2 separate regions of the Homo sapiens genome follow, and region 1 is linked to region 2. Evidence: read pairs that join two places in POLR2A ChIA-PET (ENCODE). Cell type or tissue: PC-9. All regions are shown on one strand. Region 1 overlaps LOC107985502 (a long non-coding RNA gene). Region 2 has its middle 27 kb from the start of LINC00111.

Evidence for each region. Peaks named below come from ENCODE experiments on the same cell type or tissue, not always from the same donor. Only the 100,000 strongest peaks of a DNase experiment are listed, where the experiment ranks them.
Region 1: POLR2A ChIA-PET joins it to region 2 with 11 read pairs; 3 of 35 experiments call an interaction of 5 or more read pairs at or near these places.

Annotation. Positions count from the first base shown.
Region 1 is chr21:42,052,014-42,054,513 of GRCh38, reverse strand. It overlaps LOC107985502 (a long non-coding RNA gene), which reads right to left. Exons shown (of 2, transcript XR_001755063.3): 2 at 1-615. Among named protein-coding and RNA genes, the nearest start is that of UMODL1, 18 kb to the left of the region's middle. In PC-9, no CTCF peak of the experiment used is centred here; no DNase peak of the experiment used is centred here; H3K27me3 peaks cover 536 bases.
Region 2 is chr21:41,650,637-41,653,136 of GRCh38, reverse strand. No RefSeq gene overlaps it. Among named protein-coding and RNA genes, the nearest start is that of LINC00111, 27 kb to the left of the region's middle. In PC-9, no CTCF peak of the experiment used is centred here; a DNase peak (open chromatin) is centred at 1,126; H3K27ac peaks cover 443 bases.

The DNA.
Region 1 (2,500 bases), 400 kb before region 2:
AGGGGCCGGGGAGCCAGCCCAGGATGACTGAAAGTGCAGTGAGTTCTCTGTCTGAGCCTCCAAGGGTCTTCTGCCTGGGCGTTCTCTGCACCACAGGCAGGAGTGGCCATCTCTTGGAGGTTTTCTAAGGGCTGAGCGAGAGACAGAAGCAAGGAGTTTCCATACAAGCCTCCAACACCTGAGGAAGAATTGGAATAACTGCCGGTGGAGCTGCAGGGTCCCAGGGGAGAAGCCCAGGCTCTGAGTCCACAGGGACTGAGACCTTTGCTTATCAACTCGGCAACCTCAGGCAACGATGCTTCCTGGGCCTCAGTTTACTTGTCTGTGGGGAATTGACACACTAGGTAAAGTGGGGCTGTTAGGAGGCACTGAGCATGTTAGTTCTTGTTCCTACATCCCCAGGGCAAGACTTCCTCCCAAGGGAGGTGATCCAATGACAAACTCATTCGTACCAAGTTGCGAACAGCTGACCCCTGATCCCTCCTTGAAAACGATGGAAGAGGGCTAGACGCAGTAGCTCACACCTGTAATCCCAGCACTTTGGGTGGCCAAGGCAGGTGGATTGCTTGAACTCAGGAGTATGAGACCAGCCTGGGGAACATGATGAAACCTCATCTGTAGAAAAAAATACAAAAAAAAAAAAAAAATTAATTAGTTGAGTGCGGTGGCGTGCACCTGAAGTCCCAGCTACTTGAGAAGCTGAGGTGGACGGATCACCTGAGCCCAGGAGGTTGAGGCTGCAGTGAGCTATGATGGCACCACTGCACTCCAGCCTGGGTGACAGAGTGAGACTCTCTCTCCAACAAAACAAAACAATGGAAGAGATGAGAAACCAGGTTACCAAATTCCTGGTGCCTAAGAGCACAGAAGTGCCAAGAGGGGGCAGCCAGCAGTAGTAAAGATAAATTTTAGATTTTCCACACAATTTTTGGAGAACTGACTCTGGGTTTACTGATTTGGATTTGGATAAATTCTAACAGGCTTCAGATGGATGGAAACACAGCGGAAGATGATGTTGAATTTTTTGGAAGGTTATACATGCTGCACTCGGGAATCGCTAACATTTTAAAAAGACTTTAGTGGTGCTGCTGTGGAGCAACTGGAACGCACAAGCATTGCTGGTGGATGTAAAGTGGTGCAACCATCTGGAAAAGGGCCTGGAAGTCTCTTATAAAACCGAAAATACACCTACCCCAGACCCAACCATTTCAATCCGATATTTACTCAAGATAAAGGAAAATTTATGTCCACAAAAATATTTGTTCACACCAGTTTTATGAATCATAGCCAAAACCCAGAAACAGCCCATTAAGAGGAGAATGTAAAAACAAATTATATCTTCTTAAAATGGAATACTACTCACTAACAAAAAGAAATGAATCCTCAGCACGTCACAAATGACATGAATATAGCACAAAACACACTGAACGGAAGGAGCCAGACAGAACTGACTACATACGACATGACTTCATTTCTATAAAGTTCTAGAACAGGCAAAACAAATCTGTGGTGAAGAAAAAATAAGAGCAGTGCTTGCTTCTGAAGATTGAAGGGGGTATTGCTTGGAAAGGGCATTAGAGAAACTTCTAGGGTTCTGGGGATGTTCTAAGCCTTGAAAGAAGTTTATGCACTTGTTGGAACTCAATGAATGTACACTTAGCATTTGCACATAACACTGTATCTAAATCTTACCTCAAAAAAGGACTGTAAACAAATATGAAGCTCTAATTAATGATACGCCAGGTGAAATATTTAGGGAAACAAATGGAGGTCCGCAAGTTACTTTGAAATGCATTAAACACAAGATGCCAAGGGTTGATGGATGAGAGATAAACGGGTGGGTAGATGTGTGATAAAGTACCGCAAATATTAACTGTAGAACCTAGAGTGTCTACTTTACAATTGTTTCCACTTTTCTGTGTGTTTGAAAATTTTCATAATACAATGATGGAATACTATGCAGCCATAAAAAGAAATGAATTAACAGCATTTGCAGTGACCTGGATGAGATTGGAGACTATTATTCTATGTAATGTAACTCAGGAATGGAAAACCGAAGATCATATGTTCTCACTGATACGTGGGAGCTAAGCTATGAGGACGCAAAGGCATAAGAATGATACAATGGCCTTTGGGGACTTAGGGGGAAGAGTTGGAGGGGGGCGAGGGATAAAATACTACAAATATGGTGCAGTATATACTGCATGGGTGATGGATGCTCCGAAGTCTTACAAAGCACCACTAAAGAACTTACTCTTGTAACCAAATACCACCTGCCCCCCAGTAACTTATGGAAAAAAATTTTAAGTTGGGGTTTTTATCATAAAAGCCAGCCTGAAAGTGTATCTTAATTTTGCATGTGTCTTCAGCCTGCTGGAGAAGCTCTCCCGCTGGAAGCAGAGCCTGGAAGTCAGGTCAGGATGCTGCGGTCTAAGTCCCACCGCTGGCTCCGGATATAAGAGTAGGGCCAAGGGCGATCACATCATCTCCTCTCACTCCC
Region 2 (2,500 bases):
TCTACTAAAAATACAAAAAATTAGCTGGGCTTGATGGCGGACGCCTGTAATCCCAGCTACCCAGGAGGCTGAGGCAGGATAATCACTTGAACCTGGGAGGTGGAGGTTGCAGTGAGCTGAGATCATGCCATTGCACTCCAGCCTGGGCAACATGAGCGAAACTCCATCTCAAAAAAAAAAAAAAGAAAAAAGAAAAGAAAAGAAATATAAATCCTTTAGAAATATAAATCCTTCTATCATAAAGACACATGCACTTGTATGTTCATCCCAGCACTATTCTCAGTAACAAAGGCAGGGAATCAAGCTAGATGCCCATCAACAGTGGACTGCATGAAGAAAATGTGGTCCATATATGCCATGGAATACTGTGCAGCCATAAACAGAACGCGATCATGCCCTTTGCAGCAACATGGATGGAGCTGGAGGCCATGATCCTAAGTGAATTAATGCAGGAACAGAAAACCAAATACCACATGTTCTTACTTAGAAGTGAGAACTAAACCCTGTGCACATATGGACACAAAGAAAGGAACAGTAGGTGCTGGAGTCTACTTGAGGGTGGACGGTGGAAGGAGGGTGAGGATCAAAACGCTACCTACTGCGTCTCATGCTGGTTCCTGGGTGATGAAATAATCTGTACACCAAACTCCCACGATGCACAATTTACTCAGGGAACGAGTCTGCACAGGTACCCCCTGAACCGAAAACAAAAGTTGGAAAGAAAAACTAATAATAATAATAAAGATAAAATTGACTGTGGCAATGATTGTGTAACTTTGTGACTATACTAAACACCATTGGATCGTACGGTTTACCTGGGTGAATTCTATGGCATATGAATTACGGCTCAATAAAATTATTTTTAAAATATTTTGAATTAAAAAATGCAACAAAACTCCCTACAGTAAGGTGCTAGTAGGTGCTAATGCCTCACATCAAATAAACCTTTTGTCCTCGACCTGGTCCCTTGGCACCGCTTAGCTCTGTTGGGAGGCCCTGACTCCCTCGCTGGCTGGGAGACAGGCCTGGTTATCACCCCCAGTGACTCTCTCCGGCCACTAGTTGGATCTTCGTGATGTCTGGTGTGACCCTTGGTTCTCTGACCTCAATGACTGTAGCTTGAGTCAGGCTCCCTCTCCTTTTCTCCTGGCCCAAGATCTAGAAGAACTGGATCCTCACCCTGGCTGTGTGATCTTTGGTAAGTTACTCCACCTCTCCGATCTGTCCTCTCTTGTTTCATCTGCAAATTATGGGCAGTGCCCTAGGTCAAAGATCATCAGGTTTGATTTGAAGCCTTTGCCATTCATAAATTTGTGTTTTGCATTTGGGCTTGTTAGGAAATAAGGAGAAAGTGTTGTAAAAATTCCGTTTCTCTTTGGTTTTGTACTTACTATTTTAGAAATTAATAAGATATATGCCAGTTCCTGTTTCTAAATTTGAACTACTAAGAGTGATTTTTAATGACTGTGTTGAGGAAATAAGCCATTGCCAGGAGCAGCAGCCAGGAGGAAGTTCTCCCTGGCAGAGGAAGGGATGGTGCCCATGGGGAGGGCATGTCCATACTCTTTCCCAGAGCCCCGAGCTGGCAGGGCCTCTCGGACACAGCGATGCTTCGCTGGACCCGTGGGCTGCCCACGCCCTCTCTGCCTCCTTTCCTTGGCTGCAAACCAGACGGAACTCAGGAAGGGAAAAAAAATTAATGTGACATTGCTGTGAAGTATTTGAGGACAAACATGGAACAATCTCTTTTCACCCCTGGTTGCATTTCAGAAATACAGCTGGCCATCCACTGGGAGGGGGGGCGGGGTTCAGAATCCCAGGGAGCAGTTTCCCCCTCATTCTCCTCGGCCTTTTGCAACGCAGTGCATGCAGCAAGTATGTGCAACCCGTCCCTTCCTGCAATTTGGAAGGAAGAACCTGGGGATGAAGAGGGGACACCCTCTCCGTGTCCCAGACCTAATCCTCCACCTGCTTGGCTGTTCCTCTACTATCTCCTTCTGCTGCTCCAAAGTTCTCTCCTGTTGATGAGCCTCAGCCCTGCAGAGCCCCAGACAAAGTCTGCGATGTGCCGGAACCTTGGCTGAAGGAGTGGGCAGGCAGGACAGACTCTGCAGGGCCCAGTGCGAAATGAAAACGCGGAGCTCCTCGTTCAGAAAGTATTAAGGATTTCAAGACGTCCGCAGCAGAGATTTGACGGACGCACAGGCCCTTCTGAGCTCGGGAGCCTGGGGGTGCGTGCCTTGGTGGCTGCTCGTGGGCGGCTGTAGGCCTTGGGAATGGACGAGAATAGAATAGAGGAATAGCGTGTTTGTGTTTTGCCCGCACCATGGTGATGTGTGTTGTTTAACTAAACAACCAAACCAAAGAAAGGTGTTGCCCTACAAACAACCTCTCTCCCAGGCTCCCTGTGTGACCTTCTGGCCCTTGGAGGAGGCACAGATGCGTGGAACAGAGCCAGCAGACACCACCTCTCTGGAAGTGAAGATGGAACCAGGCTGGG